Regions from separate parts of the Homo sapiens genome. Here region 2 is linked to region 1. A link is a contact called in ENCODE Hi-C or POLR2A ChIA-PET data. All regions are on one chromosome and are shown on one strand. The core of a region is the stretch at or near the end of the contact, and the rest is flanking DNA. Distances in the headings are between cores, read along the strand shown.

Region 1 (7,014 bases), core at 2,053-4,552:
CAGGATTATGACGAAGCCAGGGATGGGGACCCGGGGAGGCGGCCTGTGACCTGACTTGGAGCACCTGCATGGTAACAGGAGCTTTTGAGGCCATCTACTTTCCTTCACTGAGCTTGTGGGAGAAGACAGGGTGTTCACGAGGCTGACATCAGTGATGTTCCAGGCTTCAGGTTATCCCCGGGGATCTGGAGGTAGAGGTTTTCAGGACAATGGTGCTGCTTTCTCGACAAGCAGAGCAACCCTCTGTTTGGTTCTTTTTGCCAAATAGACTTTCACTCCTCTCCCGTGGACCCAGGCTGCCCAGAGCATAGGAGGCAAGGCCCAGAGCCCGGGGAAGCCCCCAGGGCTTATTGCAGGGCCAGAGACTTGCCAGAGCCTGCTGTGGCCAGGCCCCACTTGAGCTGGGACTTGGGCTTCTGATTCCATTGGGTCTCATACAGACCTTTGTTTTATGGATATTTAAAAATCACAGAAATGCTAAAGGTCAGGCCTGGGACCCTTGTGACTTCTTTACTGGCCCAGTGGTCACCTCTTCCATCACAAAGGTCACTGAGTGTGGCTGGGCTGATGTGATTTACCTACCTTAAAAACCTTATGTACTATGAAGGAGAATTTAGTAATGCCTTTTTTCCTAACCTTCTTGTTTTTTTGATTTTTTTTAATCTTCTCCACCCCTGTTTTGTTACAAAACACCTCTGAGTCGGATTCTAGTCTCCCCGGAAGTCCTGGGTGGTAGAGGCTTTTCTTTGTGGTGATTATGGGCTCTCAATTAGAAATTAAGAGAGGCCTCCATAGCCAGCCCCTTTGGTCATAAAGCCATCATCTTGTCCTCTGGAAAGAGGTGATAAATGACACTCAAACAGAAGACTAGCTCTGCGGGAGACCCCGGCCCTGTGACTCTTTCTGTGTCATCTCAACCTCAGGCCAGGTGTGCACATCCCGCAGGAGCTCCAGTCACCCTTGTGAATGATCCTCATTCTCTGAAAACCAAAGAGCCTGCACATGGCTAATAGGACAAGCTGCAACTCCCCCAGAGGACTCACAAGGCCCTTTCTAGCCTGGCTCCCCACTTCCCACCTCATGCCTCTCCTGGTCCCTGGGAGTCCCCACCCCAGGCCTCTGTGCTCTGTACCCTCTTGTCTGCATTGCTCCAGAGCAGCTCAAATAACTCCCCTCTGGGAGAGTCCTCGGTGTGACCCTCTGCCCCACATTATAGGCATGTGCTCTCGGCGCTGTTCTGCAGCTGGCTCTGGGTAGCTGATGGAAAAGGGTCACCACCTGCTCATCCGTGTGCCCAGCAGCTCCCAGCACCATGCCTGATGCCAGATGGGAGCCTGGGAAGAGCTTGCTGAATAATGAAGGGGCCCTAGGTGTGCATGTGAAGGTCTGAGCAGTGCCTGGACTTGTCAGAGGCTAGAGGGGTCTGCCCAGGCCCAGGGTGGGTTTGGGTGTCTGCCTCTTTCCCGGCATCTTTTGGGAGATGCAGCGGTTGGCTGCATTGCACCACCAGTATTTGGGCAGAAGGGGTCTCTGTAGGTGCAGAACACAAGTTCTCAAGGCTGCTACAGTTGAAGGAAGCTACTTTGTAGTTGAATAGATTCAGACTTCTTGAAAACCCAGCTCATGCTCATTAACTGCTATCCTGGGAGGCACTCAGGACCTTTAGTTTCTTGAAAGCAATGCCCCCCTGCATTTGGCCTCCCATTGGAAGATATGTTTCAAGATCCCTCTCCACACAGAAGACAGTTTCTTGCCCCTCTCCTCGCATCCCAAAACTCACCTGTCCTTTTCTTTAAAATATTGTATGCAAAGGAGTTTCTCCTTGTATTTGTTTCTCCTTGCATTTGTAACAGATGTAATTGGGAAGTGATTCCTGAACTAACTTTTTCTCCTATTGTTACAGGTTAATGTCAACAATCAGAATACTAATATAGTAAGAGTTAATTAATTTTTTGGATTCATACATAATTTTTAAGTAATATGCCAACTGTCCAAATACTATGTACTGGTTTTCTTGCCTATTAATTTGATGCTTCCTTTTCATATAATTTTTCCCCATAATGAGATATCACCTTACAATAGTGAGGATGGCTGTTATCAAAAGAACAAAAGATAAAAAGTGTTGGTGAGGATGTGGAGAAATTCGAACTCTGGCGCAGATGGTGGGAATGTAAAATGGTATAGCCGCTATGGAAAACAGTAGGGAGGTTCCTCAAAAAGAGGAAAACAGAACTAATATAGGATCCAGCCATTCCACTTTTAGGTATTTATCCAAAAGAATTGAAATCATGATCTTGGAGAAATATTAACATGCTCATGTTCATTGTAGCACTGTCAAGATGAGCTAAGATGTGGAAACAACCTAAATGTTCATCAATGGGCGAATAAAGAAAATGGGTAGATACAGACAGTGGAATATTACTCGGCCTTAAAAAAAAATGAAAATCGTGCCATATGTGACAACATGGATGGACCTGAAGGACAGTATGCAAAGGGAAATAAGCCAGTCACACGAGCATTAACTGATTTTCCTACATGCAGTAAGCATCCTCTTAGTCATCTCTTCTTACTGATTCCCTGCCTCTATGGTAGCTTTTATTAAGGTGGTCGACCAAGAATGGGAATAATTATGGCTATTATTTGTTGGGCATTTATTCTGTGCCAGTCCAGGGCTATGTGGTTGACATTTCTCTTTCTAGTCCTCACGGTGGTCCCACCTGGTAAGTATGGGCATCAGTGTGACATGTGGCGGTGAGTCCAGGCTCCGGACTGCACCACATGCGTTCAGCCCTGTTTTTTTCAGTTAGCAGCTGTGAAGGCTTCTGACTCACTCCAGGCCCTAGTTTTCTTATTTGTACAAAGTGGGTACTAATAGCACACAAACTAGAGGGTTTTAGCAAGAACTAAATGAGCTAACACATGCTAAACACTTAGGACAAAGCCTGCACATAGTAAGCAATTAAAAAAATCACTTTGTATTCTACATTATACAGAAAGAGAAAGTGAGTTAGAGAGATTAAGTAACTTGTCTGTGCTGGAATTCAATCCAAGGCCTTTGACCTGTTTTATGCCAAAGCTCAATCTCTTCTCAACTATGTGGGAACATGCAGAAATAGCTTGTTGTTGTCAGAACTGGGTTTTGAATGCAGCTATTGGGTTTTGCCACACGCTAACCTGCCTTTGGGCCTAGATGGTGGTTTGTCTTGGCTGGTCGGATACGGAGGGCTGGAGGTTCCTCATTTTATCCTCTTTTACTGTACCCCTCTACGTTGGCCTTCAGGGGGCGCCATTGAGCTGTATTCGCTAGGTTCCAGGAGGAAGGACCTCAGTACAATTTGAAATTACACATGATGAAAAGAAAAACTCAAAGGCCGAAATCCAAACTGCTAAGACTTTTGTCTTTATGAAAAAACAGTTCCTGAAAAACAAAATTCCTCCCCTGGAAGAATGAGAGGACTTTTCAGAAGTCAAGGTTATTGCAATGTTTTTTTTTTTTTTTTTTTCTGTGCTCAACATATCTGTACTTAAAAAAAAAAAACAACAAACAAAAACTATAAAGTTACTTCAAAATAGAACAAAACAAAAAAGCACCAAAGACACTGAAATACAAAAACTTTGGAGACCGGAGATAATTTTCAGAACCTGCAACCTTAACCTTGTCAGGGAAGGTGTTCTAAAACCTGTCTCTCCATCCACAGAATAAAACAAATGTTTAACTCTGGTTAATGCTAACAAGGATCTAACACATCAGAGAGCATGGAAGCCCTGGAAAATAATTGCGACCAATTTTCCTTTGCTGATTTGCCAAATCTGAGGTTCCAGACGGCATGACTTCCCTGGAAGCATTCAACAGGAAAGCCCACCTGTCTCCATGGCCAGCCTTAGCCCACCTGGGGCCTTGCCACACCTACTATCTGACCTCTGGCCTAATCCCAATGCCAGCCTGTGAAGCCAGCTTCTATGTGGAACCAGTGCTCTTGGAGAATTGTCAAAGCCCTATGATGACCCTTTGTCCACAAATGGTGTACAGTCTGATCATTCTTTGTCTCTCTCTCTCCTCTCAGGCATACATTAAGTGTGGGAGAGAGCTATCCTGCTCAAAAGAGAGTGCTCCCCATTCTGACACATCTGGAAATCATCTGGCAAATGTCTTCTGACCGTCTCTGAGTGAAAAAGCCTTCGAGTGCATCAGCCCATTTCAGCTCCACAACTTTCTCTTGTGATCATCCCTGTTTTACAGGATATGGAGGGGTAAGGTGACTTCAGTGTCACCTAGCTCCTGGAGTCGCTATGTCGAGGTTCTGGCTCTTTTGATTTAAGTCCAGGAGTCTATAAATGACCAGATCTTCCACTTTTGCTGAGCAGAACCTGAGGCTGAAGCTAAAATTCACACAGCTTCATCCTTCATTGGCTGTCTCTCCTCACCTTTGCAGGGCTTCCTGGGGCTGTCCTGATAAGAGAACCTTTGCTATGATCCCCTCAAATCCCTCCCTTTGGCAAAATGATTAGGGCCTATCTGATGGAATGTGAGGTACACTCAGAAGTCCCCTCCAATCTCCCGCAGGGTCCCCGATTTTGATCTTAGCCTTCCTGGCTTCATGCTCACCACTACCTGCTGCAGCCCTGGCCAGAATCCTTCCATTCTGTAGAATGCAAACACCTTCAGAAGGGGATGGCTACTTTCATCCCTAAGGTCTTACTGTGATCTGGTTTAGAACTCTTTTCTTTGCGGAAGGGGGAAAACTAGGAGTAGGAAGCAAAAGGAGAAGGGTCAGGAAGTGCTAAGGGGAAGGGATGGGGTGCTGCCTTTCCATGTGGCTGACGGCCGAACTTGGTTCTGGGTGCATGGGTTCTGAAAGCACCCTCGATGACACAAAGTGTGTTTAAATACAGGGTGTCCTGATGTGGGATGCAAAACAACACCCACCCTCTCCCCCGGCCTACCCTCATAAGCCGAATATTAATTTTACACTCCACAAACACTTTGATGGCATCAATGCGGTATAACAGTACATTCTGTTTTCTGCCATGCAGTGTGGGTGATCACTCAGTGCTCTTCGGTAGTGATGAAAGAATCAGACTCCACTGCAGAAAACACCTCATTCTATTCTCAGAAGGTCAGTCATGAGAAATGGAGCTTTCTTTAAAACAGGCTTACAGAAAACAAAAACACGAACTTTTTAGCTTATTAACGAAAAAGCTCTCCATCTGCTTTTTTTTTTGTTGTTGTTAATAAACAGATATAGTTAATAGTTTACGGATTTTAGCTGTGGTTTTTCCTTTTTCGTTTGTTTGTGAAATGTTTTTGCTTTTCAGTTTTAAGAAGAAATTTCACACCTCCCTCTGAATTTCTCATGACTTTGACTGCTGAGCTAAACTTGCCATTCTTGTACCCCGTGCTGTGCTGATAAGAGAATCTTTGCTCTGTAACCCTCAAACACAAATATCTCCCAAATGTGGAGACATTTCAGGATCTCTCCACAAATACAATCTTTAAGACTTACACTTTGGCAAATCTTCAAGCCCCAAACACCTTGCCACTCCATCAGTGGCCCTAATTCAGAGTGTATACCTCTCTGAAGGCCACCGGGGTGTGATCACGTGGGAGACATCTGAGCAATCTCCAGGGTCACTGGGCAACCCCAGACACACACAACCTGCCCAGAGGGGCCTGGTGTATTTCTTTCTCAGGCGGCAGCTGGATTCTAACTTACTGCAAACAGGTCACATTCAGTGACTTGACGCACAGATGGGACATGGCAATGTCAAGCAGCACTCTTTCTTCATCGCTGTCCCTATTTCTTCCCTCAGTGTTTCAGCCAGGGTGGTCCTGATAAGAACTCTGTGGGCAACCAAGTTCAGCTCCTGAGCTCATTTAGGGTAGATGTGGAAGGAGCTAGGTGAGGAAGGAGGAGAGCAGGCTCTGGAAGGGCGTGGCAGCCTCCCTGTCATTCTTTCTCTCTCCTCCCCTTTTCCTCCCTACTGTCCTTACATGAACGGTTTTCCTGGGTTTATCCTCTTCTCCTATAGGTGATAAAATCTCCCCCACCTCTCACAACACCTCCAATAAGGACAAAGGAGGGCTGGCATGCTCCTTCTGGTGGTCATTTGTTGCAGGACACCAGTATAGACTGTCACCCAAGTAGCAAGAAGAGAGGGGTCTCTTTTGATTTCTGGGGCGAGCCTGGCACTGATCTGGCTGGCTTACATGACTCAGCCAGGCTCAAGCTCCCCCGTGTCCCATGGCGGGAGGGTGTTTGCAGCTGTGAGTAGGTCCAGTCACAGTGACCCCAGCAGCGCCAGGTCAGGGTGGGCGGTGGGGCAGCGGGCGGGGGCGGGGGGCCTGGCAAGCCCCAGTTTCTGCTGTTGCATCTGCTGGATTCAAGCCTTGGCAACCAACTCCACCCGCTTAACAACAATTCATGGCATCTCATTACTCTTTCCTTTTCACTTTAGTTAGTAACTGGGTTCAGCCCAGGAAACTCTGGCTTCCAATCCTTGAGTGTTTTGACTTGGGGACCGTAAACTGTCTGATTTCTTGGACAAACATAATCTTGAGGAACTTTTCTCTTTACACAATGGCTAGGCTCTGTGAATGTCATGGCTCCCCATTCAGGCCTTGGTAGATTTTTTTCCCCCTTCCTACAGACGTCAAACTACTTAAAATAAATATTCCCTTTGGTTTTCGGGGCTCTTTCCTTTGGATTACTCACCTTTATCTTGGATTGGACGGCAGCTGGAAGGCAGAGATAGGGTTCATGGTGACTCTTGCACAGAGGCGGAGGAATCGCCTAGGCCAGGGAACCCAACCTAGGATTTAGTTTTTAGTGATTCTGGGGCTCACCTTTGACGTTGAAGATTTCACTGTTTTTGCCATATGGTGCCATTTATCCATGTGTGACTTTCCTATTTGGAGTGACTGCTAATCGTCTCCTTGCTCCAACTTCCCCTCCTCTGTGTCCCCTACCCAGCCACCATAGTTCTTTCCAAAGCAAATATGGTCATGTCTCCCCA
Region 2 (7,014 bases), core at 2,088-4,587, 130 kb before region 1:
GGAATGTTCCAGAATGAAGGAGCTCAGGGGAAGAGATTCTGAGGCACGAGGGTGCCTGGGGGTCTAGGAGCAGCAGCTAGAGTCTTATGAGGCTGGCGCGGAGGGAAGAAGTGGGAGGGAGGGGGCAGTAGAGAGGATGTCAGAGGGATGGTGGGGCCACACTAAGGGCTTTGCATTTTGTCATAAGCCATTGAAGAGTTTTGAGCAAGAGGATTACAAACGAGGAAAGCATGGCTCTGGCTGCTTGCTGTCCGGAGAATAGACTTCAGGAAGGCAGGAGGAAGTGGGGAGAGCAGGATGCCCCCGCAGAAGCCTAGGAGAGGTGCTGCTGGCTTGCACCAGGCAGGGGCAGTGGAGGTAAGGAGTAGGCAGATTCAGGTTACAACAGGCCAGAGAATCTCCAACAAAGCTGGGTGCGGTGGCTCACGCCTGTAATCCCAGCACTTTGGGAGGCCGAGGCAGGCGGATCATGAGGTCAGGAGTTGAAGACCAGCCGGGCCAACATAGTAAAACCCCGTCTCTACTAAAAATACAAAAACTTGCCAGGTGTGGTGCCATGTGCTTGTAATCCCAGATACTCAGGAGGCTGAGGCAAGAGAATTGCTTGAACCTGGGAGGCAGAGGTTGTAGTGAGCCAAGACTGTACCACTGCACTCCAGCCTGGGCAACAGAGTGAGACTCCATCTCAAAAAAAAAAAAAAAAAAAAAAAAAGGAATCTCCACCAGTGGGATCTGGATCTTCAACAAGCATTGGGAGCTCCTTGGAGAAGGGCCCCATTTAGGAGGCATCGTAGAATAGGCCTCCTCACCAGGTGGGCGTTGGCAGGAATGAGGTGGTGGTGCAAAAGCATGACACACAAGCAGAGGGAGCAGAAAGGTGCCTAACAGATGGCACGTGGGGCTGGAACCAAACGCCTGGGTTCGGGCTCCAACTTTGCCTCCTTTAAATCCTTAGACAAAGCACTGTCCCCTGAAAGCCCTGCTTGCCTTCCTGTGTAACAGTGAAGTTACAGTAACTACTTCTTAGTATAGTGGTGAGGAACAAGTGGTAAGATAATATGGGAAAACGTTCAACACACCATGTCCTTCGACTGTTAGGAGCTCCGGCACCATCAGAATTACATCTGGAGAGAGATTCATCTGAGGGGCTGCAGGCTCAGAACCTCTGAGCCTTCCTGAAATCCTGGGATCTGGAAAGGTGGCTGAGATCCCAGTCACTGGTTTTGGTTAGTAGGGTTGAAATGTGGTAGGCCTGGCAGTTCCCACAGGCAGGTCTGAGGCCATGAGCTGCTCTGGAGGAGTTCTCCCTCCCAACCATGCTCATTCCCTTCTCTCTCTTCAATCTAGACTAGTTTCCTCGGTGACCTCATCCACTTTCACAGTTCAGACTCCTTAGAGATGATGCCCAAACGTAAATTCCAGGCCTGAAAGATTATCTGAGCTTCAGTTCCCAAAGCCTAGTAGACGTTTTTATCTGGATGTTCTACCCATTGCTCACAAGGAATCTCAAAGAGAACACTGACATCCCATCCTAAAGCATTTCCTGTGCCACCTTTCTGCGGCTGCTCACAGCACCAGCCTTTAAAATGTGCAGGCTTTAGTCGCCTTTGATTCTTTCCTGTCATGCACCCCCTTCATTCACACTTTACTCACCTAAGCCCTGTTAATCATCTCTTTGCTATCGCCCTTATGTATCTGTCCTTTTCACTTTCCAAAATCACTATCATCACTTAGTTCCGAACTTCATTATTTCCTATCTGGGATATTTTACTAACTTCTTCACTTGTCTTTCTGACTCTCCCATCCTACCGTCTGTGCGCAAGGACTGTCAGCTCGCTAGTCTTAAGTCACTGCTCTGATGAGGTTAAATGTCACGTCTGTGCTCAAAGTCAGCCTCTGGGTTAAATGTCACATCGGTGCTCAAAGTCAGCCTCTGGCTGTGGAATAAATGGCACATGTTTTCAGCCTGCCATTCAGGGCCCTCTGTTGCTTTTTATTTTCATCTCTTTGTGCCTTTGGCCCAGTAGATTATCTGATATTTTGTGAATAAGACTGATGTTCTCTGTCTTTCAAGTCTTTGCTCATAACAATCACTGTCACTATAGAGCACTTTCCTAACGCGTCTCAGGCACCATCCCAGGTCCTTTCCCTGAGGCATCAGAGTAACGCTAGAGTAAGGACCATAAGGAAGTGAATATCCCAGTCCTGTTTGAGAAGGGAGAAAGCTGGTGCTCTGAGGGGTTTCGATGACTTGCCCAAGGGGCAGAGGCAGGACGCAAAACTGAGGCCGCCTGTCCACTGTCCTCTTCCATGACCCTGTGATTTTCTCTCCCTGGACCCTCCTGTCTCCATTTCTACAAGCAAAGCCCGAACTGACCCAGTATTGTACCCACTTCATGCACGCCTTCCAGGTGCCTGCCCCCTCCCAGACACAGTGAGCCCCCACAGGAAGGTAGACACCTTCCTCATCCCTTCTCCACTCTTACTAAAGAATGGTTTGGTCACCTTTGCTCTGCTGAGACCTGCCCAGAGGGGTTAAGTATCTTCAACAGGACAGGGAAGAGTAGCTTATTGCTAAGCTGTCCCCAACAGGACTGGACCTGGGCCTGGGATTAACAAGAAATAAGTGTTCCACGAGTGTCTGCATAGGCGCTTGGGGCCTGACTCCTACCTGGCCTCTGAGGGCTTCGTGGGCCCCAGAGAGGCAGGGGGGCTTCCTAGCCCTACTCCACCCCATCATCAGTCTGTGGCCCTCTCTGCCTTAGCTCTCTAGGGACTGACACAGGCTTCCTGGCCCAGCTCTAGAGCCCCATCTGCTGCAAAAACCTTAAGTGCCAGAAGCCACTTGCTGCAGATCTGGCGACTTTGTGCCTTCCCCCAATCCTGCACAGGCCTGGTGAGCTTACCTGGATCCATTCATGTGGTCATACTCCCGCTTGACGTTGACCCTCACTGGCTGATTGATCCACTCCTGCTGTGGTGGGAGGGGGTTGATCTTGTGGGGCTGCCCGTAGTCAGGACTCCCCGAGGCAGTCATGTCGGCCTTGGGGAGATGGGCTGCCGCTCCGTACGCTGAGTCAAAGAGGGACTGGTCGTCGCTCACCACCGACAGAGCCTCCTGCAGGGCCAGAGAAGAGACAGAAAGCCCAGTGTCACTCTTCACCCAAGCAAGTGACACTCTTGCTTTGAGCTGGCAAGGTGGCCCAGGGCTGCCCCAGGACAGCTTGTCTGGAAGTTCCTGTTTGACTCACACTCCAGGGGGCAGGTTTGCCCTTATGCAAACCAGATGGGTGTTTGCAGGTTACCTGGGTGAGGAGGGACTTTGGGCAGTGGAGTGGGGATGGAGGAATCATGAAAGTGGGTTTGTTTATTGGTTCTGTAGTCTGGGACCCCCAAAAAGGAGGGTGGGGATAGGGAGGCCAAGAATAGTGGTGACTTGGCATGGAATATAGTATTGTGGTGGTGTGTGAATGCTAGATTTTTCCAGGCATAAGCAGAAATGCCTCTTACGAGCTGAGTGGAGTCATCAGCAATGAAGGGGAGATGAGATCCAGCATTTATTTTCCAGGCAAGGCCAGTGAGATCCACCCAGAGAGGCTAGGTGTGCTGCTCAAGGTCACACAAGGGAAGGGTGGTGCCCATGGCTGTGGCCAGGCCAATTTCAGTTTCCTTATTTGTAACAGGGATAAAAATAGTTTTAGCACAGAGTCGATAGGTGGATTAAATGAGAAGATCTGGTGTGGGGGTGTAGCTTGTAAGAAATGCTCAGTGGTTTGCTGAGGGCCCTCTAGGAGGTGCTGGTGCATCCTGTAGATCTCAATGTTGATGACTCAGCCAGCCAAAGGACGAAAGAGGAACCTCAGACACGTGAAGTGCCAGTCAGGGCAAGACCCTCCAAAAGAGGTTGTTGGGTCCTCCCACTCATATTATCCCATCACTGACTTGGGTGTGACTTTGGGAGATCATGGATTAAGAAAAGAAGCCTTGGCCAGGCATGGTGGCTCATGCCTGTAATCCCAGCATTTTGGGAGCCTGAGGTGGGAGAATCTATTGAGTCCAGGAGTTCTAAACTAGCCTGGGCAATGTGGCAAAACTGTGTTTCTACAAAAACAGAAAGAGAGAAAGAAAGAAAGAAAGAAAGAAAGAAAGAAAGAAAGAAAGAAAGAAAGAAAGAAAGAAAGAAAGAAAAAATTAGCTAGATATGGTGGCATGTGCCCAGCTACTTGGGAGGCTGAGGTGGGAGGATCACTTGAGCCCCGGAAGTAGAGGCTGCAGTGAGCCGTGATCGTGCCATTGCATTCAGCCTGGGCGACAGTCTCGAAACAACAACAACAACGACAACTAAAAAACTTTGCACATTCCGGAGATCTGCTACCAATCAAAACATGAGGGTAAGAGTCTCCCATTATTCCATGTCTCATCGAATCACAGGCATCCAAGGTCAGGGACCAGGGCATAGTGTTCACTACAGTCACATAATTACACCAAAGTAAGTCTTCAGAGAAGATGGTAGTCATCTATAATTGATCTATAATCTATATAATCAATAATTATATAATCTATAATTGTGATAATAGTTGTGATAATACATGCAAAGTACTTAGAAGTCTCTGGCACATAGTGAGTCACACTCAGAACATGTTAGGTATCATGATTATTAGCATTCAAACAAAGATTCTCTTAGGCCACCTGTTAGGGGCTGCCTTGTGTCCTCACAAAATTCATATGCTGAAGCCCTTACCCGCAGTACTCAGAATGTGATTGTATTTGGAGATAGGACCTTTAAGGAGGTAAGGTGAAATGAGGCTGATAGGGTGGGTTCTAATCCAATATGACTGGTGTTCTTATAAGAAGAGGGAATTTGGACACACAGAGAGCCCCCAGGGGAGTGTGTGCACAGAGGGGCTGCCATGTGAGGACACAGCAGTCATTGGCAAGCCAAGGAGAGAGGCCTCTGAGGAAAACCAACCCTGCTGGCACCCTGATCTTGGACTTCCAGTCTCCAGAACTCTGAGCAAATAAATTTCTTTTGCTTAAGCCACTCAGCCCTGGTATGTTGTTATGGAAACCCTAGCAAATGGATACACCACCTTTACTTGAAAATGTAGTGATAGGTGAACAGCACTTGTTAAAGCTGGGATTTGTCTACCTTCCTTGTGTAATTCACATTCCTGAATTGAATGTCTTCTTCAGAATGAATGCTCTTCATATGCCTGTAGAATTACAACCTGCTCCATGGGCTGTCTCTTGTCTCCCAGGGCCATTCTCCACCCCAGCGGACAGACAGCCATAATTCAAAAAGGGAGGCTCTTCTATGGCTGTTTTCAGCTGGGATCAGGGAAAAAATACTGGAATATACTCTAGGAGTCCTGCTTTTGCACCAGAAGGCTTTGGATGGTGTAGGTGCCTCCAGACATACATTCAAAGCAGAGTTGCCCACACAATATTAAAACACTTACATCCCCCAACCGAGGGGATCTCCCTAGCCCTAACATCTGCTGGGATCCTTCTTCATTTTCTACCAGATGCCCTTGAGTCATGCTCAGAGTAAAGCTGTGCTTGTCAGAACCATTTGTTTCTTGGTTATTATATCCACTCTTGATTTCAGCTAGAGTTCAGCTTTGGCTTCATATCCTAAATTTTGAACTGTTATCTGGGCTCAAGGAATTATGGTTCTGAGCTGAAAAGGGTGACATTGCAACCTTTCAGACAGCTGTCCCTGACTCCATGAAATTCCTTGAGCTCCGCACTGGAAGCAGAGGACACATTACCACCTATGACCCCTAAGTGTCTTTTGGTGATAAGAGTGAAGAACATGTACCACAGTCCTGCTACAAAAACAGATGACATTTCAGGAATCAGGTAGCATCTTCTGCTGTAGAGAATGGCTTACGTTCTTAGTTTATCATTCATGAACCTTGGAGTTTCCAGTAAAATAATTTCTTTCCCTTCCCTCTTCTAGGTTGGGGGAGAAGATGACAGAATATCAGAGGCAAAGAAGCCCGGGAGGCAGGGCTGGGCACAGTGATGCTCCATAGATGGGCAAAAAGTTCCTCCCATCATTATCCTAAGGAGGGTGGACCAGGCAACAGGGAACACAGGATTGTCCTGGCCAAGGGGACATGCAGACGGCAAAATCAAGACTCACAGCAAAGAGAATACACAGAGAACACAAAGCCAGCGGTTCTGGAGGCAGACCCAGGAGAGACTTCTTAAGGAAGTGAGTGGTACACAGCTAGAAAAAAACAAGTGATGAGATAGAGTGTAGGTGTAGAAAGGGCACAAAACCAGTTTGAACTCATTTTGGAATAGAAGTTTCCTTAAGAATGTAGTTCACAATCAAGGAAACTCCAATCAAGTGGCAACATTGTAGGAGGAGAGCGTCCCGGTTCACCGGGAATGCCTCACACTTCTGTCCAGTCTGGGCATTTCTCTCTGAGACTCTTCCCTCCCTGACGACCCACTGACATGCTCTTCCCTCATTCAGTACACCTTGTGCGCTCCCTGGCTGGATCCAGCTCCCTTGCAAGTTGTGAATACTGCTGTCATCCTGCCACAATCTGCTCAAAAACCTCAGAGAGCTCCCTAGAGATGGACCACAGCAAATCTCTTCTCAGCCACTTGTCTTCCAAAGGTCATCTTTGTCCCACCTGCCACACTTACATTGCACAACTTCCTCTTGCTGCAACTTGTGTCCAATTCTAACTATTCTCACTGCTCCACTAGACAAGCCCTACTCAGGTATGCTTCTGTGCCTTAATTTTGTGGTTCCTTTTGCTGCAAGTAACCTTTCTTTACTCTTTCACCCTGATGCACAATTATCTTTGCCATTGTGTAAGGTAAGTGAGATCTTCCTGAGAGCTTCCTGTTTCCATGAAACCTTTCTGATGATGACCTATGACTCCTTTGAGCTGTTAACAGCTCGTGAGAATACTGCTTTGGGTATGCATATGTGCACACACACACACACACACACACACACACACACACACACACATCCCCCTTCTATTTGCA

Evidence for each region. Hi-C counts contacts between places; a loop is a spot of excess contacts on that map. ChIA-PET counts read pairs that join two places held with the same protein, here RNA polymerase II (POLR2A). Pooled maps may share reads with other maps.
Region 2: a map of B cell shows a loop between it and region 1 (11-fold over the local background). The contact joins two enhancer-like sites. A Hi-C loop is called at or near these places in 17 of 168 maps with a recorded cell type or tissue (B cell, CD14-positive monocyte, CD4-positive, alpha-beta T cell and 10 more), 37 of 37 single-sample maps with no recorded cell type and 20 of 50 pooled maps. POLR2A ChIA-PET finds 5 or more read pairs at or near these places in 11 of 52 experiments (B cell, CD4-positive, alpha-beta T cell, CD4-positive, alpha-beta memory T cell and 8 more).

What each region holds. Positions count from the first base shown.
Region 1 is chr11:128,626,824-128,633,837 of GRCh38, reverse strand. No RefSeq gene overlaps it. Among named protein-coding and RNA genes, the nearest start is that of ETS1, 43 kb to the right of the region's middle. RefSeq lists an enhancer at 5,355-5,564. Within about 2 kb of position 3,302, at least 12 of the 41 ENCODE cell types and tissues checked have a DNase peak (open chromatin) inside an H3K27ac peak, as active enhancers do; they include B cell, CD8-positive, alpha-beta T cell and GM12878, where a contact is called at or near this core.
Region 2 is chr11:128,754,219-128,761,232 of GRCh38, reverse strand. FLI1 (Fli-1 proto-oncogene, ETS transcription factor) reads right to left here. Exons shown (of 9, transcript NM_002017.5): 2 at 2,907-3,118. Among named protein-coding and RNA genes, the nearest start is that of SENCR, 62 kb to the right of the region's middle. RefSeq lists enhancers at 2,491-2,991, 2,992-3,492, 3,549-3,808 and a silencer at 5,435-5,554. Within about 2 kb of position 3,337, at least 8 of the 41 ENCODE cell types and tissues checked have a DNase peak (open chromatin) inside an H3K27ac peak, as active enhancers do; they include B cell, CD8-positive, alpha-beta T cell and GM12878, where a contact is called at or near this core.